2 separate regions of the Homo sapiens genome follow, and region 2 is linked to region 1. The links are chromatin loops, found by intact Hi-C in ENCODE. Cell type or tissue: body of pancreas. All regions are shown on one strand. Links, peaks and the distances in the headings refer to the core of each region. The heading gives the core; the rest is flanking DNA. Region 1 overlaps LRIG1 (leucine rich repeats and immunoglobulin like domains 1). Region 2 overlaps LRIG1 (leucine rich repeats and immunoglobulin like domains 1).

The links. A loop is a pair of places that touch in the nucleus more often than their neighbours do. Peaks named below come from ENCODE experiments on the same cell type or tissue, not always from the same donor. Only the 100,000 strongest peaks of a DNase experiment are listed, where the experiment ranks them.
Region 2: a loop joins it to region 1, with 2.2 times the contacts of the local background. A loop is called at or near these places in 54 of 110 quality-filtered maps.

The regions. Positions count from the first base shown.
Region 1 is chr3:66,485,844-66,500,785 of GRCh38, reverse strand. It overlaps LRIG1 (leucine rich repeats and immunoglobulin like domains 1), which reads left to right. Exons shown (of 19, transcript NM_015541.3): 1 at 1-596. The coding sequence starts at 379. Among named protein-coding and RNA genes, the nearest start is that of LRIG1, 7.7 kb to the left of the region's middle. RefSeq lists silencers at 1-54, 75-214, 255-334, 355-564, 4,787-5,081 and enhancers at 1-167, 168-668. In body of pancreas, for the core only: no CTCF peak of the experiment used is centred there; a DNase peak (open chromatin) is centred at 7,925; H3K27ac peaks cover 7,844 bases.
Region 2 is chr3:66,434,070-66,449,011 of GRCh38, reverse strand. All of the region lies in intron 3 of LRIG1 (leucine rich repeats and immunoglobulin like domains 1), which reads left to right. Among named protein-coding and RNA genes, the nearest start is that of LRIG1, 59 kb to the left of the region's middle. RefSeq lists enhancers at 7,062-7,809, 12,117-12,706, 12,707-13,297. In body of pancreas, for the core only: a CTCF peak has its summit at 6,643; DNase peaks (open chromatin) are centred at 5,981 and 6,511; H3K27ac peaks cover 6,851 bases.

The DNA.
Region 1 (14,942 bases), core at 4,513-12,512:
AACGCCTGTCTTCCAGGCGCAGCGGCAGCACTGCCCTCGGCCGGTGTCGGTAGCGGCACTCGGCGTGCCCCGGGCGGACGAAGAGCGCAGGCTGGGTACACCTTGCCCGAATCGGCGGAGTTCGCAGCTAGCGCGGGCGGGCCGGCCGGCCCGGATGGGCGCGGGGTTTGCGGCCCCCGCCGGGTGCTCCGGAGCGGCCCGGGCACCGGGGGCACGCTGAGTGCCGGAGCCGCGGCCGCAGAGAGAACTTGGGGCGGGGGCCATGCCCCGGTGCGGAGTCTAGAGCCGAGCGGAGCGCCCCGCGGGCCCGCCCGCGTCTGCGGCCGTTCGGGTCCTCACAGTCCCCGCGCCCGGAGTTCGCAGCGCGCTCCAGACAAGATGGCGCGGCCGGTCCGGGGAGGGCTCGGGGCCCCGCGCCGCTCGCCTTGCCTTCTCCTTCTCTGGCTGCTTTTGCTTCGGCTGGAGCCGGTGACCGCCGCGGCCGGCCCGCGGGCGCCCTGCGCGGCCGCCTGCACTTGCGCTGGGGACTCGCTGGACTGCGGTGGGCGCGGGCTGGCTGCGTTGCCCGGGGACCTGCCCTCCTGGACGCGGAGCCTGTGAGTGCCGCCCTTTCCGCCCTCTCTGCGCCCCGGGGCTCTGTCACTTGGGGATGGAGCGGCGGGGGTTCGTACTCAGGGAGGGGGTGCGGACTGGGTTGTGTGTGTGGAGTTGTGCGTGCTTGTGCGTGTTGGAAGACTGTCAGGTTGGAGTGGCGGAAGGGAGATTCTGCGTGGAGGTCCGGGGGAGTAGGCGTGCGAGAGAGCCTGGAGAAGAAGAGCGTGCCTCGTGGGGTCTGGAGACGAGCGAGCGTGGGTCGTAGAGATTTGGGGGTTAGCCAGCACGCGTCGTGCGGGCCATCTGGGGGTGAGTGAGTGGGAGTCTGGAGCTGAGTGTGTTTGCGGGTGGGTGGGTGGGAAACGTCTGGAGAAGAGTGTGAAGAAGTCTGTGGGGGTATGTGGGTGCGTTTCCTTTTCCTCTCCTGTAATCCAACTATTTGGTGTCTGAGCTCCTTGGTCTTCCAGTGGGTAATGAATGAAGGTGACTGTTGGGTCCAGTCTTTCGTTTACATTATTTATTAGTTGATAGTGTGTGTAGCCGTCTCCTGATCCCCGAAGACCGTGGTGGCCTGACTTGCCTCTCTGTGCGGGGCAGAAGGCAGTCTTCCCCCGAGGACCCCTGAGTTAGAGGGCTTTGACAGTTCCTGGCGACCTGTGAGTGCTGGGAGTTTGTCCTTTTACGCCTGTTTGGCATTTTACGGAACTGTGTTCCAGACCCTTCCTGTGTGTTCCCTGGGGCCCCATTGGGCTTGATGATCCAGTGGGGTGGGGCCCACCCTCAAGACTCTCTCCTCCATAAATGGTGCAAATGAGTTTTGGAGAAGTGCTGCTTCAGGAGAGGGTGCCAGGGGCTTGGCTGATTTAAGCTGTTTGTTTCACCCGAAAGAGGTTCTTTTCTGTGCTGTCAGGATGTGGGCTTATTAGGACTTAGTGGGACACTTCTTACAGGAGATTTGACAGGAAAAAAAAGGCATTAGACTTCTGTGTAAACATGGTAGAATAGAATAGTCTTCTTTTACTTCTAACAAATCTGGTGCATGAGTCAAATCCCGTTCAGTTATGGGTAATTAGCATCTCTGTAGAACCATTAGTACCTTTCCAGAAAAGGCCTAGCTTAAATAGTCCGCATTTCGGTTGAATAATTGGACATTTTTCCTAGAACATAGGAAAGGCACAGCAGTAACCTTAGGCATGACTATGGCTGTTTTAAAAAGAGAAAACTGGTGTCACAAGTTGTAACCAGCACCTGTGGCTTGATCGAAGAAAATGTGGCCTGTGTTCTGACTACCGTGAAGGGAAGAAAAGTTAATTCCTTTTAAATGTAAAGATCCTGTACCTCTCAAAATGGGGCACGAATCTTTAACTTGGCCCGAGACACTGCTCCATGAACAAGTACTACAGAGTTCTGAAGACAACCAGGAACCCTTTAGTTACAGTTAGGTTTTCAATATCTACTTCTTCTGTGGAATTTACTGAGTTAGTGAAAATCAGTGGTCGTAGGGTGGAGGCAGAGCTTTTGTGAAGTACTGGGAGATAGAGCCCAGTATTGTCCTTAGGTAGTCTCTTATTTAGTCTGGGGTATTGTGATTTTTCCCTTACATACGGTAGTTTTTTTTTTTTTTTTTAAATAGAATCATGTGGGCAAAATCAGATTAACTTCTTAAGTGTTCACCTGTTGGAAGAGTGACTCCCAATGCCATGTGTCAGTGGCATTGTGGGGAAAGCACTTAGTTCCACAGAAGTAACTTCCCAGAGAGGGCAGGGTGTCCTCTTATTTGCACTTTCCTATGGTCACAAGATCCACTTTGCCTTGCCCTTTAATTTTTGGAGCAAAACATACTGGTTATTTCTTTAGGCTTTCTGTTGCCTAGGAGTGACATTTCACATGGCATAAATACCTTCAAAATTGAAGTCCTTCTCTTTTACTCACACATTTGATGATCGAGAAATACCAAAGTGGGTATTTTGAGCATCAGTAGACTTTAGTATACTGATTATGGTGTTGACTGATTCGATTTTAAGATATGAGCAGCATGATTTCTGGTTAGTATGTAGCAACACAGTATGCAGTGCAAAATGGCTATCCTTTGAAAAATATTTGTGAAGTTTTCTTATTTCTGATTAAGGACAAATCAAGCAAATGTGTTCTTTTTTTCTAGACTTCAGACTTCTGAATTTAAATCATTAGTCTCCGTGAGTCTTATTCTGGAATTTCCATAAGAGTATTTATATGGTTTGTATTCCTGGCTAAGATTCAGCAAGACTTTAGGGGAGAAAGTGTCTGTATATGATATAATGAAATATCTTGTAGTTTCACCAAGTTTACACGCTCTAAGCCCACGGTGTCTAGAAAATGCTTTGAGCTAGTTTATAAACCCATGAACTGGATTTACTGCAGCTAGTTCAAACAACTTCAGGCTGTGGGTTTGAGATAGCAGAGGACCTGTGGCTTTATGGGACCTTTTTTTTTTTTTTTTTTTTTTTTGTAAACAGTGCGTCTGATGTGGAAGTTGCTTCTAGGCCTGATATAAGAAAAATAAAACTTTTAAATAGTGAATGTAAATGCAGTGTGAATAGAAGAAACAGAATGGATAATGATAATCGGTTCATTTTTGGGGCCTGAGGATAACTTTTCAGCACAATAACTTACAGTTGTAGTAGTCAAGCCATAATTTAAGTCTCCCAGCCCATTACGTAGGTGAGATTGGCATGGTCCAACTAGCACATTCATAAATAGCACCAAGCCACTGCCAAGCCTTATTCCAACTTCCCAGAACCTGAGAAGAAGTTGAACTTCTTAGAACTCAGATATTTGCTTTCTTTGAAATTATTTTTGAGAGCATGGCTTCAGAAGCTATTTAAGAAGTATTAAATACAGTTTACCTTAGACTCTTACCTGTGCCGTAAATTTCAGCAGTGTTTAGTCACAAAATGTTGCTAGTTTAAATGTCCTGAGAGCTGAATGGTAGCCCATTGGGATTGGGATTAGGATTAGGAAGGCAGGCCTAGAGGAAGAACAAACCCTGATTTTTGTTCTCAGTGTGGAGTGAAGATGACAGAGCATTCTAAAGCAAGGATATTCACAAAAGTGTATACCAAGTGTGGTTATCCTAAGCCACATTAAGATGAGTTTATTGATTTTGATCTCTTTGTACTATGTGTTTGCAATACCAGATCAGTTAGCTTAAATCTAACCTTGCCAGTTTTGGCAAAGAAGTGGTACTTATGATTACCTTAGAAAATAAACACCAACTGTGGTTGCCATTGTGGTTGGGAAGCAAAGAGGGCCTTTGTCTTTCAAATTTTACAGCTGTGCTGGAAGGCCCAGGTGTGCAGGGTGTTGTGAATTAAGGGTTTGGAAAATACTTTCCATCCTGTTTATGCAAATTAAGTTTAAAGTGCAGATCACCAAATTGTTCTGGAACCTAAACTGAGATTCATGTTTTTTTTTTAAAGTAGATTGTTGTATGGATGGTCCTGAAATATTTCCTTCTCCATATCACTTAAACTCAACAGACTTTGAAACAAAAGTCTTCCGATTTGTGGGACAGGGAAGAACCTGGGTTGTTTGGAATAGGGAGCATTTTAAACACAGGTTAATTGCCAAGAATACAGTCTGAAAGGTGCAAGTGCTCTTAGAGTTTCAGGGAACTTTAGCTTGAGCTCAGAGTCCTTTTCTTTTGCAACAAGTGTCTTCCCTCTTGTTGGGGGATAACTTGTCTGTTGATAGCTCTCTGACAACTTTTTTTGAGTAAGGTGAGATTTCTGGCAAATAATATTGGTTGTCGTGAGAAAAAGGCACACTGTTTAAGTCTTGCTGATATGAAATTGTGGCCGTAATATCTATTCTTTGAGTACTGCTAAAGTAGGAAGTGTCCAGAGATTCCCAGCGCCCCATGTAAATTAACTGTGTATTGGCACACAATGTCCCTCTTGCCTTTAGGACATGTCAGAACTGTTCCTGCCCCGCTTTTCAAGGGACTGTTTTAAAAAGTAGTGTATTGTCTCTTTGCATAATTATATTTGGTTACTAGATTTTACAGACTTTGGACTTTTGAACATATTATCAGCAGTAATTCTCGGAACCATCTTCAGAAAGATGAAGAAAAATTAAGTGTAGTGTGATGAGAGCTGGTTCCTAGTGGATGTCCTCATGTCCCATCTCCCCAGCTCTGCACCGTTAGCTGAAAGCTTTCCTCCCTCCAGTGTTAATTACTTTGCCTGGGTTCTCCCTGCAGCTTCCCTGAGTCCATTGGGACGGCCTCTGGCTGACCTTTCTCTCCCTCAGACACCATGATCACAATGAAAGGGCCTCTCCCGCTTCTGCAGGGGTGTCTCCTTGGTGCAAAGTCTTCAGCCTCCTCTCTTTCAGGGTGGACAGGAATGCAGGAGAGAGCACTGGGGTTTTGTGTGACTTAACAATGCACCTGGCCCAGTGCTGTGCACCTGCTAAAGCCCTGAAGGTCTGTTAGATAGGAAGGCTGGGTGGAGGTTGTTTAAAATAGCCTATAGTTATTTAAAAAGTGGCATGCACAGGAGAGGGAAATCTAGAAGAGGGATTCATTGAATTGAAAGTTGTTATATGCAGTAAAGGATGTTGGTTGTATCAGAGTCTTTCTTTCTTCTTTTCCTCGTTTGTTTAAAACATAAAAGGGATTCCTCTGACCTACCCCATAGGTAGAAGGACTTTAAGTTTCACGAGCAAGCCTAACTTTCAATTCCTTTTGAATGAGCTATGTGACATTTACTCACTGGGTACGTTCCCCCTCCTCAGTGACTGCAATTTGAAACCCTGGGGGTCTTTTAAAAGCGAACAGAACTCTGGGCCGTGTTAATATTCAGAGCTGTTTACAATGGATGCAGTTTCAAAGGCTGATGGCATTGTCTTGAGACAGGAGGGAGGACGGGTGGAGGAAAAATTCCCAGGCAGGGAAGGGCAAATATCTAAAAATCTCCAGTGTTTACCAGCCTGTGGGAAATTTAGGGACCGTTACTGTTATTTTTTATGACTTAAGCATGACACTGAGCCACTAGGGTTCATTCTATCTACCTCATGGCTTCAGTTCTTGTATGTCAGTTATGTGGTTATCTTGTGCTTTTGTTTCAAGTTAAAGTGTGGAAATTGGTAAGAAACTCAGATCTTATCTCCTCTGGAAAGAAATAGAGCACTTTGAAGACCAGTGGTTAACATTTTTATAATAGTTTACCTCTGGGACCTGCATTTATGTTTTGCTCAAAGAATTTGATATAGCTGCACAGTTTAGAAGAGCAGTCCCGACTGACCAATTAATTGTCCAATTATGACTAGGACTGAGAAGTTTTTTGCTGAAATACTTGATACATGACCATTCTTATTAAGCAAAATGAATGGATCAATAAAGATTGCAGAAAAAATTTGCAGTTTATTGATGGTCTAATTTCTAGTTGAAAGTCGGCAATTTGTGTCTCTTTTTTGTAGGGGGTGGTGGGTATGCTTGTGAACTTTTCTTATACAAAGGCTTTTTGCTTTATATGTTCTTATATTCTTATATTTTGTATAATTTGTTATCAATGGTTTTTACCTAAGTACTTTATGCATAGTCTTTTGAAACACAAGTTATAACTTCAATCTGTTCATAGAAGTCCTTCAGTTTTTTAAGCTGTTTCTCCATTTCACTGGGTTTTATACTTTTCATTTCCTGCCTTTAGTTCTTTATATCTTCTAAATGGGCATTTGCTACCCAGCTGTCTCCTGGTCTCCATTTGGGTTATTGACTGGGGGAGAGAATGGGCTAGGGACAAAGCTTTCCTCACCTTTACTGTGTTAAATATGCAGGGGCTCTTGCCGCTGGTGGTCACACCCAACTCACACTCGTCATTAAGGAGTGGCGGTGAAGGGGTTGAAAGTTAATTCTGTGGTCCATCCCTGGCACCTCCAGTCTACAGCTACATGTGTGATTTTGGGCAAACCTCTTCATGTCTAAAAAGACAGAAAAATGCTCTATCTTATAGAAGCTGTGAGGACAAAGTTAGATGATGCCTATATTTAGCTAGGTTCCTCAACTTGGGTCCATCTACTTTATGATGATTCTGGAGCACAATTTGAAGGTTAAAGGCCTCAGTAGCTCCAATTTATTATCCTGTCTCACAGCCAGTCTCTCCAAGCCAGATTCCTTCCTTCTTCCCTTCCCCTTCCCTCCCCCACTCCCTTCCCTTCCCTCTTTCTCTTTTTCTCTTTCTTTTCTTTTTCTTTCTTTCTTTCTCTGTTTTCTTTTTCTTTTTTCTTTCTCTCCTCCCTTCTTTCTTTTTTTCCTTCTTTCCCTCCCTCCCTCCCTTCGTCTTTCTTCCTTTCTTTCTCTTTCTCTCTCTCTCTCTTTTTTTTCTTTCTTTCCTTTCTTTCTTTCTTTTCTTTCTTTCGACAGGGTTTCACTCTGTTGCCCACGCTGGAGTGCAGTGGTGCAATCAAGACTCACTGCAGCCTCAGCCTCGTGGGCTCAAGCAGTCCTCCCATCTCAGTTGCCTGAGTAGCTGAGACTAGAAGGCTCATGCTACCACACCCAGCTTCCAAGCCAGATTGCTGGTGACAGAGGCTTTCCTGGGAAATGTTTACCTTTCTGCTGTGAAGGAGTCTTTTGGAATGGGAAGATGGCAGCCTTCTCCTGTGAGTTTTGGTGATATGTATGAAGCGGCCTTCTCCCATGGATTTTTGGTGATATGTATGAAGTGCCACAAGTGAACCTCATGTACCCTTGGAAATCTTAGCCAAACAGGCAGGAAGCTATGAACAGTTGCAACAGATTATATAATTAGCAAAAATTATTGAGGTATTTTATAAATCTATTCCAGTTGTACAAATAGTTATGTCTGTTTACCACTATCCTTTTGGAAGGGAGGCAGGTATGGGAAGGTGGCAGGGAAGTGAGAGGCCCTTAAACTAATCATTTTATCCTATTATTTCCCAGGGTTTCATTGAAACTGAGCCCTACCAAGGTGCAAGTAGCACCTCTCAGTCAATAGCTTGGAAAAATGCAGGTGTGCTCTTCCAAACAGGGTTAAGTTACAGACTTTAGGGCTAACTGAATCCTCACTGTACCCGCTTCTCTTTGGAAAACCTTGAGGGAGGAGGGAGGAGGGAGGACAGGAGACAATTGTGGAGTTGTATGCAAAGAACATTTTTCATTTGTTTTGGTCTGTTTGGAATTGCATAGTAACTTTGTAGGGGACACAGGCGGGGAACACAGGGTCATTTGAGGAATCTGGCAAGGATGCCACCTGAAAAGCTGTTTACTGTTTGCTATCACTCCTTGTGCACCTGTACCTGAGTTCCTTCCCCAGTGAATGGCCATGATTCACAGCCTTGCCCACGTGAACGGCCACGATTGTTTTCGTCTTTATTACTATTTAATCTAGCATAACCGGTAAGGCCCATTGTGCGAACAACCAATCTGTTCATTTCTGCAAGTCCTAATACATTTTGGTTTCCTTATGAACCAGGATGCAGGTTCTAATTACTGCTTGTTCAGTTTGTTTTGGCAAAAGGTGACATTTAGAGGGTTTAAAGAAAGCATGGCCTCTTTTTAAGTGTTTTGCGTTGATTAGTTTTTGAACTTTTGTGGTCAAAAGTTCTAATCTCTTATCTTTTATGATCTGCATTCTCAAGATCTCACATTATTGGGAAGAAAATGAAGGAAATGAGTGAAGGTCTCTCTTACAAGCAGAATTAGCTGGACTTTGAGAAACACGATGAACGTAATGCAGGGTTTTTCTTCTTTTTTTTAGCTGATTAGAAAAAAAACAACTCACAACTTTATTTTCTAAGACTCCTTTATGCAGCATTTAACAGCTTCCCCCTCCCTGTTTTGCTCCTTCCACCAATTTATAATTTGCCATTGAAATATTTTACTGCTTATCTTGGTCAAAGCATACATTGCACTGAACTTCTTTTCTTCCGGATTACCTACTTGATGATAGCCTGTTAAATGCAATGAGAAGGATTGAACACTTCTGAACTGGAGGATAGATAATCTTGCTGTTGTTTCAAATCTTGTAGTTCCAGTGCTCTTTTGTTTGAAAGCATTTGTCTCTCAAGCATTAGCACTTTGGGCTGGATAACAAGAAATTAACAAGCTGGGCTCTGCTTAGAGAAAACTTACAACTGATTAGAAAGTAAGCTGTTGCAGGTACAGCTTCTTTTTCTTGAGAGATGATCTGAAATACATAGCTTTTAGAAAAAATTTTGAATTAAGGGAACAGTTGATATGCAGGCAGGTAGTTTAAATAAACTAACTCACTTCTGTTGCTCTGGAGTGTTTTTTCTTACCTTTTGAATATGGAGAAAGGTAAATATCTACACAAGTGGACAGAATAATGTAATGAACTCTAGGTATCTGTCACCCATCTTCAACAATCATCAGCTGTCTTATTTGATCTATTTCCCAATATGCTGCTGCCCTTCCATGTTATTTATTTATTTTTTCTTTGGAAATAAATCAAAGGCATATCATTTTATCTGCAAATGTATAGGTTTTTTTTAAGTTAACAGCTTTATTGAGATATAATTTATATACCATACTATTTACTGTAGGGTGGTTTTAAGAAATTGGAAGTTTTGAAAAAATTGACATTCATTTTAACTGTGTTTTTCCAAAGGGCGTTTTGGTAAGCTATATATTTACAGAATGTTTATTGGGCACATTCTGTGTGCACCCTAGTTTATATGTTCTCAAAATACAGATTTTTTTTCTTTTGTAGGAGGTGTTTAGCAAGCTCTTTTGTGCTAGTCCTCTGCCAGAATGTGCAATTCTGATTAACCTTCCACTTTCTCCACATAGCTCTTACTTGGGAGGTTTCTACCAAGCTATTAATTGTTGATTAAAATCCATTAGTGAACAAACATAATTAGAAATGGAATAGATCATTTAAAAAGTGATGTCTCAGATACTGTTGTTTAGTAGAGGGATAATTAGCCGTTGGTTGTAGTTAAGTCATGAGTCTGAATTGAGTTAACTATTGTTTACTTTGTAAGGCCTGACCCTCCAGCTGTGGCTACTTGAGGCTGCTTTAAATAGAGTTAGAGGCAGCCTGTAAGAAAAATCTTCAAAAAGCAAAGAACTAGGTTCCTGGAACCCTCTGTGCTTGATTTAAACTTCACACAGATTTGAAAATGTGTTCTCCAAGTAGCTGCTGCATGGTTTGTTTTATTTTATAAAAGTCCATAGTTTAATTTCTCCTCAGTCCGGTACTTTGTTGGTGAGGGGGCTTCTTTAGAATGGATTTTTTGCTAGCTGCAGCTTCATTTAGGAATCTGAGTGGGAATTACTAGTCCTCCAAATTCCATTCACTTTATCCTAGTTTTTGGAATGACTTCCATCTTCTATCTGTGAAAATCAAATTCCAGGTAGATTATGGAGTGTTCGGTGGCCTTAAAAGCTGTCCAACATGGTCAGGTTAAACTGGTGGATCTGTGAAGCTTAATTAAATTTATATGATAACCGATTATACACCATTTACAGTGGGTTCTCTGTTTAGAAAAGTGGAAGCACGCTCCAATGCATTTTTTTTTTTTAAATTATGGGGCAGAAAAGCTTAGTATTGAGAGATTCTATGAAATTAAGTGCTGTTCTGCAAATTAGGAGAACACCATTCTTTCATCTGGTTTTAGCAGTGTGGTGGTACCTTGACCCAGCATCATGCCTCCGTCTTAGTTTTCGTTTTATTTTTAATTAAGAAGAATTTTTCTCTGTGTCTGTGGTTTCCTCCCTCCACCTGGGCTGGTGTGAGTTTCTGGCACACAAGCTCCCAGTGCTTGCAAAACTTATAAACAGTCAGAAGAGCTCGTTGCTTCCAGGAAGTGAATTGTTGATGCAATGAAGTGATGGATGCAGAGGCTGCAGCTCGAAGGGAGCAGGGTTTCCTTCCATCTTGGAGGAGGGGAGATCCAGAAAACAAGCTGACATGCCCTGTAGTTATTAAGATCTGCCTCATCCCAAATTCCTCTGATTGTTTTCTCAGATTTGGAGTCTGTGTAGGACTCTTTGCTTTGGGTGGTTTGGCCTTATCCAGGGCTATGCTTTACCCAATGGAAAAATCAGAGACTCTTCTATGGAGATTTTTGGGTTCTTTCACAAGGTCATTTGAAACAATACTTAGAAATGAGTAAATTATATTCATTTCATTACTATCCTAAAATAAAGATTGGCTGACCTTATTATTTACTTGGGAGAAACTTTATGTGAAGTCGTGGTGCTCAGAATGTCTTTCTGGACAGAAAGGAGACCACGTTTTCATGGAGTTTCTTAAAGGGGTGCTTGCCCAAAGAGGCATAAAAATGATTCACCTGAGAGGAAAAAATTAATTTTCTTAAAGTCATGAAAGTGAGGATGTGGTAGAATGGGAAACTAGCTCATGGCTGGGCCTCAGGAGACGTTGGGGTTTCGTCCCAGCTCTGCCACTGATTGGCAGCATAACCTTGGGCTAGTCACTTCATTTCCTGTCTGTAAAGGGATGTATAATTTCTAAGACCCCTCATTTTTAGGTTCATGATTCTATTCTAATTGAAGCAAAAAGGGAGTAAACTTATATTTCATTGGATGGTAAGAATTAAATTGATCTGTATCTAGGATACTTAAACATTCTCTCTCTCTCTGTGTGTGTGTTAGACACACACACACACACACACACACACATACACACAAAGGGTCCCACTCTGTCACCCAGGTTGGAGTGCAGTGGCGCAATCATGGCTCACTATAGCCGTGACCTCCCAGGCTCAAGTGATCCTCCTACCTCAGTCTACTGAGTAGCTAGGACTACAGGCATGTGCCACCACACCTGGCTAGTTTTTATTTTTTGTGAAGATGGGATCTTGCTGTGTTGCCCAGACTGGTCTTGATCTCCTGGGCTCAAGTGATCCTCCTGCCTTGGCCTCCCAAAGTGCTGGGGTTACAGATGTGAGCTACCATGCTAGGCCAATGTTTGCTACTTCTGAGTGAAATTCTCAGATGGATACCATAAGCAGCAAAGAGAAAAAAGGGTATGTGCATGCAGAGTCTCAATGAGGGACCCTTTTGTGAGCCTTGAGATATTATTGAGGAGGAGTGAATACTCCACAAAGAAAGTGGTGCTTTCCTTCATTTTTACCTCCTTTTCCCCTCTGGCCCAAAGAAAACTGTGGAGGCTGGTACAGATCCACTTTCGATCTTTGATTTAGAATTTTAAGAACTTAGGTAAAAATTTAAAGAAAAAAAACCAGGAAAATAAATTACAGGCATGTTTTCCCAAAGGGTCCTTTCTCAGGGCCACTGCAGGCAGCATCTTTCTCAGGCAGTCCTTCAGTGAATACTTGCCATAAGTGAAGTTGTAAATGATGCTGAGAAACTGCCTTTAAGGACTGGATGGGCCACCTGTCACATTCTATAGTCATGGCCACAGGAAGGGCAGCTACTCACTGCACTGCCTGTTCTTTCTGGGCCAGCTTGCCATCCCTTTTACCAGGGAGATCTTTCGTGTATCCCTTTCAAGATAGAAACTCAGCCAATTAACATGTACAGCCTAGTGGCTTCCTTTTTCTTTTTTGAGGCAGAGTCTCACTCTGTCGCCCAGGTTGGCGTGCAGTGGTGTGATCTCAGCTGACTGCAACCTCTGCCTTCCTGGCTCAAGTGATTCTCTTGCCTCAGCCTCCCAAAGAGCTGGGATTACAGGCGCCTGCCACCAAGCCAGGCTAATTTTTTTTTTTTTGTTTTTTTTTAGTAGAGACAGGGTTTTACCATGTTGGCCAGGCTGGTTTTGAACTCATGACTGACCTCAAGTGATCCATCCACCTCAGCGTCCCAAAGTGCTAGGATTACAGATGTGAGCCACCACGCCCGGCTGTGGCTTTTTCTAATTTTGAAGTCTGACTCTGTTTTTGGCCAAATTCATATTAAATTTACCCATCTACCTAGGTTTGCATTGGTTACCTCTTAGTTACACTGTTTTTGAAAATCTTGAAAATTATGACAGTAATTGGACTCCTTAAAATACTTTTCATGGAGAATCTAGAAGCTTTTATTTTCTTTGTTCTGGATGTCCACTTTTCTTCGACGTGGAATTTGTTAGTGCCTTCAGTGGAAATTCTTGGGCTTTTCTTTTCCTTCCACTCATTCTTTATCGTGTAAATTTTCATAAAACGAAACTTCCGGATTTAAAATTTATTTTTATTTTTATTATTGTTTTCCGGAACAAATTCTTGGAATTTGGAGTTTTGTTTGGGGATACAACTAAAATGCAATGAAGTTGGAGGAACAGTTAGTGGTCTGGAACTTCTTGACAGAAGTTTAACAACAATTAGGGACTACTTTAGGAATAGAGTGTCCAAAAAACTAGACTTTACAAAAAAAATTCTCCCTTTAAGAACCAAAGATGACCTTTTTCCATTGTGCTTTCTGAGCTCAAAACAGGCCAAATGATGTTCCCACCCTTCTTCGAGCCTCGTGTGTCAGTGTCACACACTCTCCCTGTTACTCACTTGGTCTCGTTCTGGTGAATTTATTGTTGACATCTCGTCCTTTCCCGGAGGAATCTCTGAGTCTATCTGATTAGGTAACTCTTCACACATCCCTGTATGTGTGTATGTGTGTGTGTGTGTTTCTCTCCACTTAGACTTGAAAGCAGCAGGGATCATTCAATTTCATGTACCTAGGAGTCCCTTGATAATTATTTGTTTATTGCCTTACCACTTTGTCTTGGAGCTTGGTACATTCTTTCAGGGCAGAACGGATCCCCCAGTTTCATTGTTTCTCTAAGGGGTTCTGAGGTTTACCCCTGAAGTGTAATTTTTCCTGATTGGCCTGTGTGGAGGACTTCATAGGAGTGTTTTTAGAATTTAAATATCAGGAGTAAAAGGCCATTTTCTTTGTGCTGAGGGTCTGTTTTCCCCTCTGGAGCCAGCGGCTAAATGCAGAGGCTTTCTTCAATTGCTGTTGCTTCTTGCAGTGTGGCCCCTCAATGAGAAGTCATAGCTTGTGGTTTGTCTGATTTTATATGTCAGAACTTTTAGAGAGAATATTTGACCTAAAACAAAAATTATGGATAGTCCTCTCTTCCTTTCCCATTTCTCCTTATTTTCTACTTTCTGCTTGAGAACCACTTCAAAGAATCAGATGTGTTGGTGCCAGACGCCGTGGAGTTATTGTTAGAAGAATTTGGAAATATAATTGAAAGCAAACTTTGTTGAGCAAAGCAGATCTAGGCAAGTTTTTACTTTGAGGGCGAAGGGAATTCCAAGTTTTTCCTCTATTTGGAGCTGATGTCTCAGAACACTTGTTCTGTGAGATGAATCATCTGTGAATTCTACATCTGGGAGTTATATATTGGGAAATGGCATTCTTTTTAAATGTAGAAGAAACACAAAAGCGTAAAGTTACAGTGTAGTTGGAAAATTCTAGTCAGAGTTTAAAATACTAGCATTGAGGTGAAATTGGCAGAGTGATTGGACGTGAGTCTGTGATACCTAAAATAGACATGTCCATACATGGAAAACAATACGATAGCCACACTTACTTATTGTGACCCTTTTCGTTTGTTTTGAGACATTTTTAAAAAGTCATAAACATCAGCTATTCAGAATCATTAGTTGAGTCGATTGTGACTTGAGAATCAGAATTTAAGCGTTTGTCTTGAGCTCTTTAAGTTCAGGTGCCTTGCTAACCAGTGAAAAGCCCAGAGCAGTGCAGTATTTCAGGGTCTTCAGGGGAAGATAATGTTGTGTCCTTGTCTTCTCAGAGTCCTGCATTCCAGGCATCTGGTTATGAGGGGCCATGGTTGTGGGGATGCAGCAGCTGTGCGGTTCATGACGCACGGTGGTTAAGAGGCAGCTCTGGGGCCTGGCTGCCTGGGTGACCTTGGCAATTTACTCCACTTCAGTTTCCTTTTCTGTAAAATGGGGATAATTGTAGTGCCGACTTCCTTAAGCTTGTTATAAGGAAAAAAATGAAATATTTAACACAGGGCCTAACACACAAGCAGAAGCTTGAGGAAGGGTAGCTATAATGTTATTATTATAACTGTCGCAATAATAGTGTACCTTTCTGCAGCAGGATATATCTGTGTTAACTGATCATCACCATCTTAACTCTATGAAAAATATTGTCTCTGTTGTATACATGAGGCCCAGAGTAGTTGAATGACTTGTTTAGAGTCTAGCACTTGCCAGTTAGAATTCAGACCTGCGTGTACATGTTTAGAAGAAAATACGGTAAGACTAGCACTGCCTTCTTTCTGGCCTCCCTTTGACGTCTCTGAATTCCTGGAGGCCGATTGGTCTTTGGTGGCTTGAAGCACCTAGTGTAGTTCTGGCTGTACAGCTGGTGCTCTATACATGGTGTCTTG
Region 2 (14,942 bases), core at 2,330-10,329, 50 kb after region 1:
TGAACAGCAGGTTTTGCTGATGTGTCTCTTACTTTTCGGAACTAGTGAACTGAAGGGTGTCACGTGTTCTGTAAATATTTAGTAGGCACTTTTTGTGTCCCTGCAGTTGTGGCCCAGAGGCTGTCCCAGGGAGAAGCAGAAGCCTCAACACATCGTCTGAAAATGTGGTAGTTAATAGTTAGATGCTTATAGTCCTTAATCCTCAAATTCTTATTCCGTTTTTGTGGGCAGACAGAGGATCAGAAAAAAATAATCAAAATATGCAGAGAGAATAGAGCAAATGTCTGCTGAGGCCATGTGAGTGACAGGAGCCCAGACAACTTTCTTGGGACAAGTTTATAGGTAGATGCATCACAGAAAAGTCAGGGCTAGGTGTGGGTCCTGCTGTCTCTAATGTAGTTGTGACCTGGGATACATACGTTACTTTTTTTCTCAGATGAGGAAGTTGAAGCAGATGGTAGAAGTACCCTCGAAGCTTGTGTATTCTCTTTGTGACCCGAAAGTTGAGAGTAGGGGCAATAATGTCACAAAAGACATAGTTACCCTCTGACCAATAACCACTGTTGTTGCTTTCTGTCTTTTCACAGAAGTAGTGGGTTTGTTAATTTTCAGCTTGGACACCTATAATTATGGACTTTTGCCTCTGGAAGTTGGCCCTTTCTCTCTGTGTTTCATTTTGCTTATGCAGAATTGAGCCGACTTCCAGACACCAGAGCCCTCCCAAGCTGGGTGGCACCATTGGGAGAGCCTCATGGGAAGAGGCATTGCTCTGCACCTGGCTTTTTCTGTCAGGTCTTCAAAAGAGACTTCCATAGTTTTGGGAACTGGAGTCATAGAGCAAAATTTCAGTTGGTTAATACTTTCTGATTAAAGGAATCTAATTCAGTTAACATATTTGTCAAAGAACAGATTTATTTGCATTGTGTTCTGAGGATAATGCCGGAGCCATTTGTCCTTAATAAACAGAAAGCATAGAACTCAAGGAAAGCTCTTAATAAGAATGGGTTCCGGTGAGGGAGCTAATTTCATAAAATAGTGCCGAGAAAAAGAAACAGACTTTTGTTAAATGGGGGCAGAAGCTGCCAGTGGATTTTCACGTTTGAGATTTCTTTCTTTTTTAATTTAAAATCCAGGACACTCAAGTTACGATTCCCACAGCAACAGTAATTTTGTCTGATGCATCAATGACATTTCTGTTGAGGAAAAATCTCTGTTTTTCCGGTGGTGTTGCTGCACTTGTACTGTCGAGAAGATTGGTGACAGTGGAAATCGTTGAATTTTTCAGTCCTGGGAGTAAAAATGTATGTGGTATAGTTGGTCTTAGCTTTTGTCTCCTGTGCATGGACTGTAGCATATTACCCATAGGGTTGGCCTTGTCTACCTAACAACTTCTCCAGCTGGTTTGTTCTAGACTTCATCCCTTTATGGTGCCTTGTCATTTGCTCTCCCACAGCCTGTGTCCTCAACCAGGAGGAAGACCTAGGCAAAACTTAGGGGCACACAATTAATTGTGACTTTGTAATATTGCTATTAAAATTCCTTAGGTTTAGGTTGCATTTGAAAACACATTGAAATGCCTTTTACTTCTAATCTTGAAAAAATGTTTTTGAAAACTATTTTTTTTAATGAGATAAGATAAATGTACCCAGGGACATGGGGAGGCAGTGTGGGGCTGGTCAATGGGTACAAAAAAATAGAATGAAGACCTGCTATTTGATAGCATAACAGGGTGACTATAGCCAATAATAACTTAATTGTACATTTAAAAATAATTAAGAGTGTAATTGGATTGTTTGTAATACAAAGGATAAATGCTTGAGGGCATGGATGCCCCATTCTCCATGATGTGATTTTTATACACTGCATGCCTGTTTCAAAACAGCTCTTGTACACCATAAATATATACACCTACTATGTACTCACAAAAAAATCAGAAAATTTAAAAAAATGAACTTACCATTAACTCACCATTTAAAAGCCACTTGTAGTACGTTCTCAGTGTTGTGCAACCATCACCACTACAGAATGCTAAAACATTTTCATCACCCCCCAACCCACCCCGCCCCCCAAAAAACCCCATACTCCTTCAACAGTCACTTCTCATATCCCTCACCCTAGCCCCTGGTAACCACTTATTTGAAAACTAATTTTTTTTTTTTTGAGGAAAGCATTTTTCTCTCATGTTAACAAATGAACCTGGAAGACTTCATTTATAAATAACTTAATAAAATATCTGAGGTGGCTTTAACTATATTTTGCTGTGACCTCTTAGCTGAAGAGAAGTGATTAAATGAAAGGGATAGGAAGGCCGGGCATGGTGGCTCACACCTGTAATCCCAGCAGTTTGGGAGGCTGAGGCAGGTGGATCACCTGAGGTCAGGAGTTCGAGACCAGCCTGGCCAAAATGGCGAAACTCCATCTCTACTAAAAATACAAAAATCAGCCAGGAGTGGTGGGAGGTGCAGGTAATCCCAGCTACTCAGGAGGCTGCAGCAGGAGAATCACATGAACCTGGGAGGCGGAGGTTGCAGTGAGCTAAGATCGCACCATTGCACTCTAGCCTGGGAGAGAAGAACAAACTCTTTCTCAAAAAAAAAAAAAAAAAAAAGGCGGGTGGGCGGGAGAGGATAGGATACTTAACAGCCCTCTGTTGTAATTTCTGGAGAATAAAACTTGGAAGGAAAGAAACGCGGTGTCCTACCTGTGACCAAGCGGGGAGGTGGTCACCTTCCCCCTTCCCCGGGGGTGAGTGAAGAGTGGACGAAGCCCTGGGTGGGGTTGGAGGGATCTGAGGCAGCAAAGGCCTGAGCCCTCTTCTTGGCTGGATCTGTTGGTGAAGTAAAGTCAATAGGAATACTTAACTCTCTGAGTACCTAGCAAACCCTCTGGAAAAAAAGAGGGGCGAAATCAATCTTCTTTACAGGCTCGTTAATGCAAAGATCAGTTCGCATTAAAGTGTAATTAAAGAGTGAGCCTTAGAGAGAGGCAGCTGTGATCTGCTGCAGCTCAGGGCTGGGGGGAATAATGAGAGTCCCTTAGAAGGCCCAAGCTGGAAGTGACCTGGAGTGCAACGTCGGAAAATTAGGCTCGGCCTCATGATCTGAGCTAAGGTTGTTAATAATCAGGCTTGAAGCACAGGTGAGATTATACTGAGGAACAGGCAGCGGCTGGCATTCCCACTGCATGTGTGTGTGGGGATGGGCAGACTTATTCTCCATCTAAGGAGCTGGGTTGAGACGTCTTGTCCTTCTCTTCACTGCCTGCCTTTAAAACTTTCTCCATGTTGCATCTCCTGAAGAAAGGCATCCTTCACTGGCATAATAAAGAATTGATGTGAAACATTTTTCCATGTGATGTTTATCTTTGGAGGGATGAAATAAGAATTTGTCTTTAAAAGTTGAGTGGTAATCTCAGATGGTGGAGCTCTTTGTGCATTTATTCCTAGCTGGACCTGTGGGCACCATAGGTGTGTGTACAGTCGAGGTGGGCGTAGAGATTCTCCCCAAGACCAAGGGTTGCCCCATCCTTCCTTCGGAGGAATTATCTGCTGGTCCCTCCACCAGTCACCAGATTAAGAGTGGACCTAATCAAGGGTGTTAGAAAATATGAAAACAAGTATATAGGTCCCCATGCTACTTTGGACAGGCTTCCCCCGCGTAGCAACCTGATTTAGCTTTACTATTGAAGGATGGCCAGTCCGTTTGGGTAAAAGTAAACCTTACTTTAAAAAAAAAAAACCTTACTTTTACCATTTGGGTAAAAGTAAACCGTCAGTGTAAAAGTAAACCTTACCTGGGCTACAGGCATTTTATTGCTCTGGCAATAAAATGAATTCTCATTAAGAGTGTGGAGTTAAGAGTGAATGACTCCAGCTACTTTAGGAAGAAAATGTGAGCAAAGCTGTTTTAAAAGGCCCAGGCTGAGTTCAAGTGAATGCCTTTTGTTCCTTGGGTAGTCCGAAGCTGTTTTGGTTCCCAGATGCTAAAGGGGGAAGATACAGGCCTAGTCAAAAAAAACCAGCACAACAGGGAGGAATTATATATATACACATACATATACACACGTATATATATGTGTATATATGTATATATATGTATATAGATAGATACAGATATGTGTGTGTGTATATATATATATATATAATTATCTAAAGTTCTGGTCCTCTTCTGAGTTTTCAAAGATGTGTTCACTTCCTTCCCTGTTTGCACAGATTTTTGTTGATGTGAACTGATTGTTTCTTCTGGATAAAACCTCATGCCCTTTCCCTTGGGAGATGCCAGCCTCTGCTCACTGGTAGACCACCTGTAGGGCTTGCTGAGACACAAGTCACTGGGTCTTACCCTCGTTTCTGGCTTGGTTCAACGGGTCTGGGATGGGACAAGAGAATTTGCTTTGCTCATGAGTTCCCAGGTGATGATGCCACTGCTGCTGGCCAGGTGGCTTTGAGAACCACTCCTGGGGCTCATATGGGGCTGGGGGGAGCCCCAAGGCTCATGTGTCGGTTCTGACCAAGCTGTTTAGGCCTTGGGGGACAGTAAATTTCCACTCCTAATGTCACCAGTGTGGTGGCAGGCATTTGTTTGGGACAGTGGGGCTCTATGGCCCTGGTAATGGCTTCTGAGAAAGGCTCTGGGGCAGTGGGCAGAGTGAGCTCCAGTACCACGGACAGAACAGACCTGGGTGGCTCAGGGTTGGAGGCCCATGACTGTTACATATTTGCTTGTGCTTAATTTGCTGTTTGTTGGTGACCACTCAAGTCTGCCCAGCAGACCTTCACCGGCTGCTGTAGAGGTGGAGAGCGCTTCGTGAGCAGCCCAACGTGGCAGGAGCCCTGTTACTCTCTCAGCCGGTGGGTGCTGGCAGCTCTGCTTACAGGTGAGCATCCCCTCTCCCCCGGCAGGAGTCAGTTTTAGCACACTTACCTTTCTTTTGATTATCAGTCACTCGTATCTGATCAGTCTTTATCCTCAGCTAAGACTTGAATGCCACCTCTTTTTCCAGATGGAAGTTAACAGGCGTGTCTGAAAGGTGGGCATTTTTTCCCCCACCCTACTGGGGTCCCCACCTGCCCCATTGCCCTTTCCTAGCACTGCATTGTTTATGACCAGATTACTCTCCTCCCATTTTCCCAGCCTGGGAACTGTGGTCAGGTCAACAGTGGGCAAAAGAGATGAAAATGTGGAGGAAGTCTCAGCTGGTTCATGGTGGAGACCGTGGGTTCCTCTGCACGGCTGCTGTGAAGTTGGCCAGCACATGCCCCACTCAAGGCCTTTCGTGAGCAAACAGATCGGGTCCTATGGGCCTGGAGTTACTGCCCTCAAGGAACTGGCAGTCTAGCTGCAGAGGAAGATGGGTGAACAGACAGTTGTCATACAGGGGCTGGGGAATGTCTAAGGGGCACCTCACTGCCCGTCACTGATGGGTCACATGACAGAGAAGTTTCCCAGATGAAGTGACATTTTAGCTGAGGCTCCCTGTTCTGCAAACCTCCTTTCTCTTCCCCTACACAGAGGTGTAAGTTACAGGTGTAAGTAACACCCTAAATGTTCAGCCAACACAGTGGGTACTTGGAGGAGCATTCAGAGGAATACCAAAAGGACATGGCTAATTCCATCTTTAGGCCAATTTGTGCACACACACACCCCCTCACTCATCCCCCGCCCCCTCACTCATCCCCCGCCCCTCACTCATCCCCTGCCCCCAACACATACCCTCCCTTCCCTGCCTTTTTTCTTTTTCAACAGGCGGGCTTTTATGAAGAGCCAGCAGGCCGCTGTTGCAGTTCTTAGAACTGCAGCCTCATCAGATGCTGGATACCACCAAGGAGCCTCAAAATAGAAAATTAAACACCCAATTTACAAAGAAAGCAGCTCTCTGTCCCGGAAACTTCCCAGGGATTCCGTAGTGCAGACTGCCACTTGCCCCCAGTCTAAGCAAGCCTTTCGCTGGGAAAAGAGCTGCTGTGGCCTCCGCAGCCAGCCTGCCAAATTACACAGTCATGACTTGTCATTTTCCTTCTCTCTTTTCTTTCCTTTTTTCTCCTTTCTTTGAGAGTGGGGGTGGTGAGCCAGCCAGATGAGAGGTACATCTGCAAGTCATTTGCTGAGAAAGTGAAGGGAACACCAGCTGTGGGGTTGGGGGAGCCGAGGAAGGGGAGATCCCATGGAATAGGAGCTTGGTCACAGAGATCACTGCCTCTTTTGGAAACTCGGTAGCTTTTGTTGAGCGTAGGGCTTTTTTCCTTTCCACCACCCCGCCCGCCTCTTTCTCTCTTTCTTTCCCTTTTCCTGATGACCATGCAAGCTTTAAATATAGCCCAAGATCCACTGGGGACCCGGGTTGCTCCCCAATGTTGGAGAAGCAGTGGATGGTCTCGGAGGGGAAGTGCTGCTTCTTCCAGCAGTGAGTGCTGAAAACCCTCCAGGGCTGCTTGAAATGGAGCCGGGAAGCGGAGCTGCTCTGTCATTGCACAATCTCCCGTGTGAAAGGGGTTGGCTCCAGCCCATATCAACAGTCTCATTCCAACTGGGACCATTTCCTCCTCCTCCTCCTCCTCCTCCTCCCCCTCCTCACTTCCTGCAGGTGGCTTCTGTAATCCAGTTACCACTGGGAAGCCTCATGTGCATATGCACCTAATCTGAAAATGGCTGGCTTGACTTTGACCTGTGTGGTGACCTTGCAGAGAAGGCAGGGCCTATTGTGTCTGCTCACACCTGGGAGCCATTTTCAGCTTTTATAGCCCAAGTGGAAGAAATGTGTTTGTGTTTATGCCGGGCCTTTCCTTCATAAGGCCTGTCATTGTTGGGCCATACATAGGGAATATTGGATTCCCCCTGCTTGTTTAAAGGCAAGAGTTTTTAAAGATAGAATAGTTGACTCAGTATATTGAGTCCCATGAAATCACTGTTTGTGTTTTGTTCAGTAGTGGTCAGACATCAGCAATCTTGTATTGTTCAGCCTTTTGAGAAGAAAAAATAGTGACCGTCAGCATATATGGTACACTGATATTGGCAGGCGTTGCTCTATGGACTTCCCGGGACCTGTCTTACTGTGTCACCTCTGCAGTCCTATGAGACACAGGATCTGTTAAGCACAATTTACAGATGAGGCACCTAAAGCACAGAGACGGCAAGTAACGTGCTCAACGTCACAGAGCAAGGAAGCATCAAAGTTGGATCCTGTTATTTCTCTCCATCTCTGGGGCTTATGCTCACTGTACACTTGGAAGTATGTGGTCTGGGTGCCTAGAAGGGTCTTGTCATTTTAAGTGCTGACATTTCAAACTGTACTAGGTGTGGGAAGCCTTGGTATTGTGGCCCAGAGGCTTCGATGATACTCTGGAGTGTGGAGTCAGAGGCTCCTACCCTGCAAATGCAGCATGCATCTCCCAAAGTGGTGCTGCGTGCCTCTGTAATGCCCTTGCTTTAAAAGCCTCTTTCTGACCCGAGGTGAACTTGCTTTGGGTAGCTCTTGGTATGATTTTCTTTCACTGATGCGAAGTAACAGAAGGTCCTTCCCCCTACTATCTTTCCCTGTCTCTCTCTCTCATGTCAATTCAGAGCTGATTATGCCGGCCATCTGTGAAAGGTACAGTGAGGAAAAACACTCTTGTCGTCAGGTCTCGGCAGAGCCCAAACGTGTTCGATTGTGCCAGTAGATTCTCGGATAGTGGCTATCTGCCCCCGAAGACATCACTTCAAGGCAAATTCCTCTGCAGTTTCCTCACTTCCTGGATGCCTTTCAAACCCAAACAGCTGAAATAAAGGTGCCAGTTTGTGGTTTTTTTTCTTCCCAACTTCATCAACCAGGAGGTGAAATGTGTGCTGTGAAGTGTGCAGCCCCAGAGGTACTCATGGGCTGCCCTCTCAGGGGCCACTGGCTTCTGCCCAACTAGCTGTCCTATTGTAGAGTCTCTTTGGGGGCTCTGATACTTTTTTTCCTCGGGGACAGCTGCTGTGACGTTAGTTTGTAAATAGCAGGGCTCCTTTTCCACGTAGCGGTAGGACAAAGGTAGGTACAAATGGATCTCTTCACCTTACGCTGATTCAGGCATCATGTGGGCTTTATAGAGAGGGGGCATTTTTGCACAGTGGTTAAGAGAAGGCTCTGTATCCATCAGATCTGGGTTTGAGTCCTGCCTGCATCACCTTTGCTATGTCACCTGGGCAGGTTCTCTCAGGCCTCAGTTTTCTCACTCATAAAATGATATTTGCTGATAAGGTGGTGGTTAGGATTAACTAAACAGTATGTGTCCTCAGTATAGTGTCTGGTATATACTGAACGTGCACTGAGTGTTAGACACTCTTGCTATCTCTGACAGCTTTGTACTGAGCACCTTTGGGGTTGTGGGCAAGGCAAGCCTGCTTTTGCTGCTGTGCTCTGAGGGGCATTGCTGCTGTCTACACTGAACCCTGGAGGCCGCCTGGTATTGGAGACTGGAGAGGGGTCTATTTACATCCCATAAAAATGGATCTTACTTGCAGATATCCATCATGGCTCACCCTCCTATAAACCAGTTGAAGCTTACAGAAAACCCTCGTATATGTATCTGTTCATTCCTCTTACGGGAGCTGTTGAGGACAGCAGCAGAGTTTATTTTCTCTCCTCTCTTGTCATCTTCTGTTTCTCTACCTGGGGTAGGTGCAGCAAGCAGCAAAGTGCTAGGCAAATGTTTAAGCGGTGGCTCTCACTCATAGTAGAATGACCTAGGGAGCTTAAAAAAATCTAGATGTCTACGTCTCAGGGCAGTTAAATCAAAACCTCGAGTTAGTGGGCTGGGGAGCAGAGGGGGTGAGTGTTGGGCCCAGGCGTTGTGGTGGTTTTTTAAAAAAGCTCTCCAGGTCATTTCAGTGTGCAGCCAAAAGCTTTAATAAGCCACAGCTGGATAATTGCAACTGAAAGGCATTGTTCCTCCTCTTGTCTCCTCCCCTCTCATAACTATCATTTAAAATACCCAGGCTCCCCCACCTCCCTCCACTCCTTTTTTTCCCCCTCTTTCTTTCTCACCAGGTGGAGGGGAAATAAATATTGAGGCTGGCCTTCATTTTAGTACTTAGGACTCTGGGGATCCCTAGTAGAGGTTTTAGTTTACCTCTTTTCACTGTTGATTTAATTTGAAGATACTGTGCAGTTAGCCACAGCGTGATGAGGAAGTTGCTTTGGTGGTGCGCGGGTGAGGGTGTTTGGTCTGATTAGACCTGCCCACCTTATTTGGAGATCACAGAATTCAACTGTGGATTTGCCCCTTATCTGGGTCATTCTTTCTTCTGATAGCCCACCCAACTGTCATTTGCATTCTACCTATATGTCAGAAATGTCCCACCATGATGGTGGAAAAAACTCTCTTTATAGTAAAACAATAGGCAAAACTGACTTATTCTAAGCTCCTTAAACACCTTTTTCTTTATAACTTCAAAAGTAAGACTTGGCTCTTTTTAAAAAAAAAAAAAAGTAAATAGATGATATAGAAACTGAAGGATCTCACCCAAAAGCTTTATTGTAATATAGCAAAGTTCTGGTGCTAAAATTGAGTTGGATAATTGTATAATGGGATTTTGTGAAGGTTGTGTTTGGAATTGGATGCTAGGTTAAGTTGCAAAGAGTAGAACTTTGGAAATGAGAAAAAAAATTCCCCTTGGACTTTTTAGAATGTGACTTTTCTGCAAATCAAATGTACTTTTTATAAGGGGAAAAACAGTGGTTATCAGCATGCATAGTGAAGTTTTTCTGCCTCGTAATTGTTGGGTTCTTCTCAATCGGAATGAGAGCTGGCGTGTTGAGAAAGCCAGCATGGGCTTCGTGGGCTGGGCCCGGGGAGGCCTTGGCGCAGTTCTTCCAGGGGCTCCCCTTCCCCATGGCCTTGCAGACAGCTGTGATAAACCCTTTCACCACCTGGCTTTCCTCACGGGCTAGGCTGGCCCCTGCTCTGTCTTCCTCTCCTCTAGTGTGTGTTAACGAGAACCCTGATTTGGTGATGCTATAGCAACTATTTGGTTCCAAGTAAGAGCCCAGTGCCTGTCTTCACTTTCCCCCATTCCCTGGAAAAGAGCTGTAGTCCCTGAGAGATTCAATACGTCATCAAAGGAAATGGTGATATGGCAGAGATGTGCATTCCCTGCCTTGGTGGCCTCATGGGTCACCTCTAGGAAGAGAAAGCCAAAAGGCGTGAGTTGTTGGCATAGTGGTGAGGACCAGGTGGCCTCTCACAGCGCCATCCCTTTGTGGGCATTTCAGTAGAGGGCATTGGTCCATTTTTGCTCACCTCCAGTTGGGTGCTGGAATTTCTGCAGTGGTATCTCTGCTGCAGGGGAAGCCCTCTCACCGTCCTCTTGTCGGGACGTAACCCAAGGCTCATTCCAACTCTTGGGAACTGGGAGGAAACATCCCTTCCTGGAGTGTACAGGGCCTTTTCCCCCTTGTTAGCACCAGTAGTGTTCAGAGGAACGAGTGTCAGGGCACTTGGCTTGTGGTCCCTACTCTGACATTATGGATCCATTATAGGACGTTTCACAAAACACTTCTCTTTGTGACTTCTGTTCCCTCACCTGTAAGGAGAGGGGCTGGTTCAGTATCAACCATACTCAACCAGGGTTAAAAACACACATGGCTGCTTCCCTACTGGAGGCCTGGGCTGTATGTTCTTTGGAACAGACTCACATCCCTAGTTGAGAACTGCTGTTGTGGGTGACCCTGTAGTTCTGGGGCCCCAGGTTCCTGGCAGGCTCACATGTTTATGAATTCTGTGGAGAAGGCCGGCTGAGCTGTGTGCTCTATGTTGCAGAGTCTGCGTGGAGTGGGACAGGGGGTAGCACCCTAGCAGGCCCTTCGGGTCCGGTGCCAAATCTGGGCCCTGCATCTCATCTCTACAGGGGTTCCCCAAGGCCTTGGCTCCCAAGCATCCAGATGTGGCTCTGAGGCAGCCCTCATCCCTCCCCACTCCACACCAGCCACCCAATGAAGTACCTTCATCAATATTTGACGAAGACATGAATGAAGGGTCCCTTCGTGGCTTCCCATCCTCTATGGGACAAAGTCCCAGCTCTTTCAGAGTTGGCCCTGGCTCCATTTCTTCCTGTTCTCCCACCTCTAAATTGTGCGTAAGGAAAGCCCACACTGGGTGTGTCTCTGGATCCTGTACCTGCTTCATTTTGCTACCTTGATCTGGAATAGCCGCCCCTCTTCTGACCTCCTCCCCCCATGATGTTGTGTTCCCCTCTGCCACTGCACCTATGACATCCCTCTGTCTCCTCTGGGGCTGGGGTGAGGGGCTGATGGCACAGTAGCCACGTCCGTCTTTCCTTGCAGCAGCTGCATGTAGCAGGCATCCCATCCATGTATGGATGAATGACTCTGAGGGACCAAGTGGAAGGGTCATCTTAAGGATAAGTGATTGTGGGGTATGGGGCAGACACTAGGTTGTTTTAGATACTTATTCAAGGTGGAGAGACAGGCTTGGGCACGTTATAGTAGAAGTGGCCTGCTGAGGGGTGCTGGAGGGCGTGGCTCTCCAGCCAGGGGATAAGTCTTGCTTGCCTGGATTTACTGAAGAGGCAGGCAGGGTGTCAAGGGAGAAAAAGTATTAGTGGAAACTGCCATGTGAGAGGCCGCCTGGCCCAGAGGTGGACAGGGCTTGCCCCCAGGGCTCATTATTGGGGTTTGAGTCCTGGTTCTGCCATGTTCTAGCAGCAGCTTTTCAAGCCTCTGTTTGCTTAGATGAGAAATTGCTCTTACCTTACCACAGATGTGTCAAAAAAGGGCTCTCCCAGTCTCTGCTCGCTTGTTTGAGGGGCCAGCAGGTGGTTTGGGAAAGGCTTTCTGTGAAGCGAAGGTGGAGAGTCACTGCAGATCCCTGCAGGCGTCCAGCCCATGCTGGGAGATGCCACCCGTTCCCCACTGCAGAGACGGAAGGAAAATGAGGGAGGTGCAGCAGGCTGCGTAAAAGATGACATTAAGGAGTGCCTGGATTCTAGAGGTGCCAGTAGATGGCATTGAGGGGGAAAAGAGTGCTCTGTGTTCAGAAAGTTCAGAAAACCCAGAGTTGAAGGTGAGCACCTTTCTTTCCTGCAGAACATTTCAGAGCCTTTAGTGCTTGATGTTCCCTTTGAGTCTCCAAGGACAAGCAGAGATCTTCCTAAGATCATTTCATCATAGCTCTATTATGTTTTCATTTTCTTTCAGAGGTAGGAAGGGAGATTTTGGGAGCATGAGAGGTGCTGACCTAGAGAATGATAAAATCCACTCCTCACGTTCCCCTGGCAGTAGAGAGTGCTGCTTCCCTGTCTCTAAATGCACATCCATGAAGTTTAGACTTCGCTACCACAGGCATATATTCCCCCCTCCTCTTCAGTTCTTCCTGTGCAGGCTTGTCACAGTTTGGCTTCATTTGGAGGCTGGCACCAGACCCCCGGGCTCTGCGTTGTATGTCTTTTGACCTCAAATGAGGGGGAGAGACGTGGTGTTTCCCACAGATAGTGAGTAGTGAGCCACCTGGAATACTTGTTCTGTGGGATGTTAATGGTCGTTTCATGAAAAGGATTTTGTGGTCATGTAAGTTTAGCAAATGCCAAAGCAAGCCGAGTGAAAGGTGTTGTTATCATCTCTCCTAAGCCGCTTTTCTTTGCTGACCTGCTGAGGGAGTCTGCAAGAGGCGGGGGAGGAAATGCCCCTTCCTGAGCTTGCCTGCACCCAGCACCCTTTCCATGGAACACCTCCCAAGGCCAGTATACGAAGGATGATGCTTTGGGAGTGTGGTGTCTGGCAACCTGCGTCTGCCACTTTCTGGGCATGCACGTCTGGCACGTCTTCCTTGGCCAAGTAGTGCTGGAAGAAGACACAGGGCTGGATGACAACCCCTGATGCCAGGCAAGGGCCACGCTAGCTGTCCTCAGCTTTATCAGCAACACCCTTGTCTCTAGGAGTCCCAGCCCTCAGCCCTTTCCTAAATGATGGGAAGTAATTAAACAGTTCATGCATATCCCTACATTTCAGAAATCACACAGAGCCCAGTGGTAGTTGGTGCTTGGCTCTGAGACCTCAGTCATACTGTGTAAGTTTCTGCTGGTTTGAAGGATGGCTGGAGACTAGTAAAGTAGCAGGAAGGCTGATTCCACTGGGAACTCCCCCAGACTTTCCATCTGATTCCACCGTGAATGCCATGACACTTTTGTATTGTTGTTTTAATGATACTTAGGGATAATTGTTGATTCACATGCAGTTGTAAAAAAAAAAAAAGTAATATGGGGAGATCCCTCACGTACCCTTAAACCCAGTTTCTCCCAATGGTGACATCTTGTACAGCTTTTCATAACCAGGATATTGACATCGATGCAGTCAGAATGCAGAATATTTGTATCATTGCAAGGATCTCTCCCCTTTATGGCCACAGTCATTTACTTCTTGCCCTCACACCCTTGGTTGTCTTTTGTTTTCTTTTTGAGACAGAGTCTTGCTCTGCCATCCAGGCTAGAGTGCAGTGGTGTGACCTTGGCTCACTGCAACCTCAGTCTTCCAGGTTTACGTGATTCTTCTGCCTCAGCCTCCCAAATACCTGGGATTACAGGTATGCACCACCACACCTGGCTAATTCTTGTATTTTTGTTTTTTGTTTTTTGTTTTTAGTAGAGATGGGGTTTCACCCTGTTGGGAAGGCTGGTCTCAAACTCCTGACCTCAAGTGATCTGCCTGCCTCGGCCTCCCAAAGTGCTGGGATTACAGGCTTGACCCACCATGCCTAGCCCCCCCTGGTTGACTTCTAATGTGTTCTCCAAATTTGTAGTTTTTTCATTTAGAGTTTTATATAATGGAATAATAAAGTATGGATAACCTTTTGGGATTGGCTTTTTTCACTCAGCGTAATTCCCTGGAGGTTCATCTAGGTTATTGTATGTGTCGTTCCATTCCTTTTTAATCACAGAGTTGTATTCCATAATATGGATGTGCCGTACTTTAACCATTCACCCGATGAAGGACATCTAGAATGTTTCCAGTTTGGGGCTGCTTTTAAAAAATACTGCTATGAACATTTGTGTTTGGGTTTCTTTTGTGTGTGTGAACATAAATTTTCACTTCTCTGGGATAAATGCCCAGGAGTGCAATTGACAGGTCATATGGGAGTTGCATGTTTAGTTTTTTTAAGAAACCGTCAGACTCTTCCAGAATGGCCATACCATTTGACATTTCTACCGGCAGTGTATAGGCAATTCCGTTTCTCCACATTATGGCCAGCATTTGGTGGTGTGTTTTTTTTTTTTTTTTTTTAATTTTTTTGAGACAGAGTCTCGCTCTGTTGCTCAGGCTGGAGTGCAGTGGCATGATTTCTGCTCACTGCAACCTCTGCCTCCTGGGTTCAAGTGATTCTTATGCCTCAGCCTCCCCAGAAGCTGGGATTGCAGGCTTACGCCACCAGGCCTGGCTAATTTTTGTATTTTTAGTAGAGACAGGGTTTCGCCATGTTGGTCAGGCTGGTCTTGAACTCCTGACCTCAAATGATCCACCCGCCTCAGCCTCCCAAAGTACTGGGATTACAGGTGTGAGCTACCGCGCCTGACCGTGGTGTTGTATTTTTTTAATTTCAGCCATTCTGATAGGTGTGCAGTGATAGCTCATTATGGTTTTCATTTTTATTTGCATGATGACCAATGATGTTAAGCATCTTTTCATTTGCTTGTTTGCCACCTGTAGATTCTTTTTGGTAAAATGTCCATTCATGCCTTTTGCCCATTTTCTAATTGGATTTTTTGGTTGTTTTTTGTTGTTGTTTTGCTCTTGAGTTTTGTGAGATGTTTGTATAGTCTGGATATATATTCTGGATACCAGTTCTTTGTTAGATATGTGATTTGTAAATACTTTCTCTCAATCTGTAGCTTGTCTTTTCATCTTAGCAGAGTCTTTCACTGAACAAACATTTTTAATTGTGATAAAGCCTAATAAGTGTTAAGTTTTCC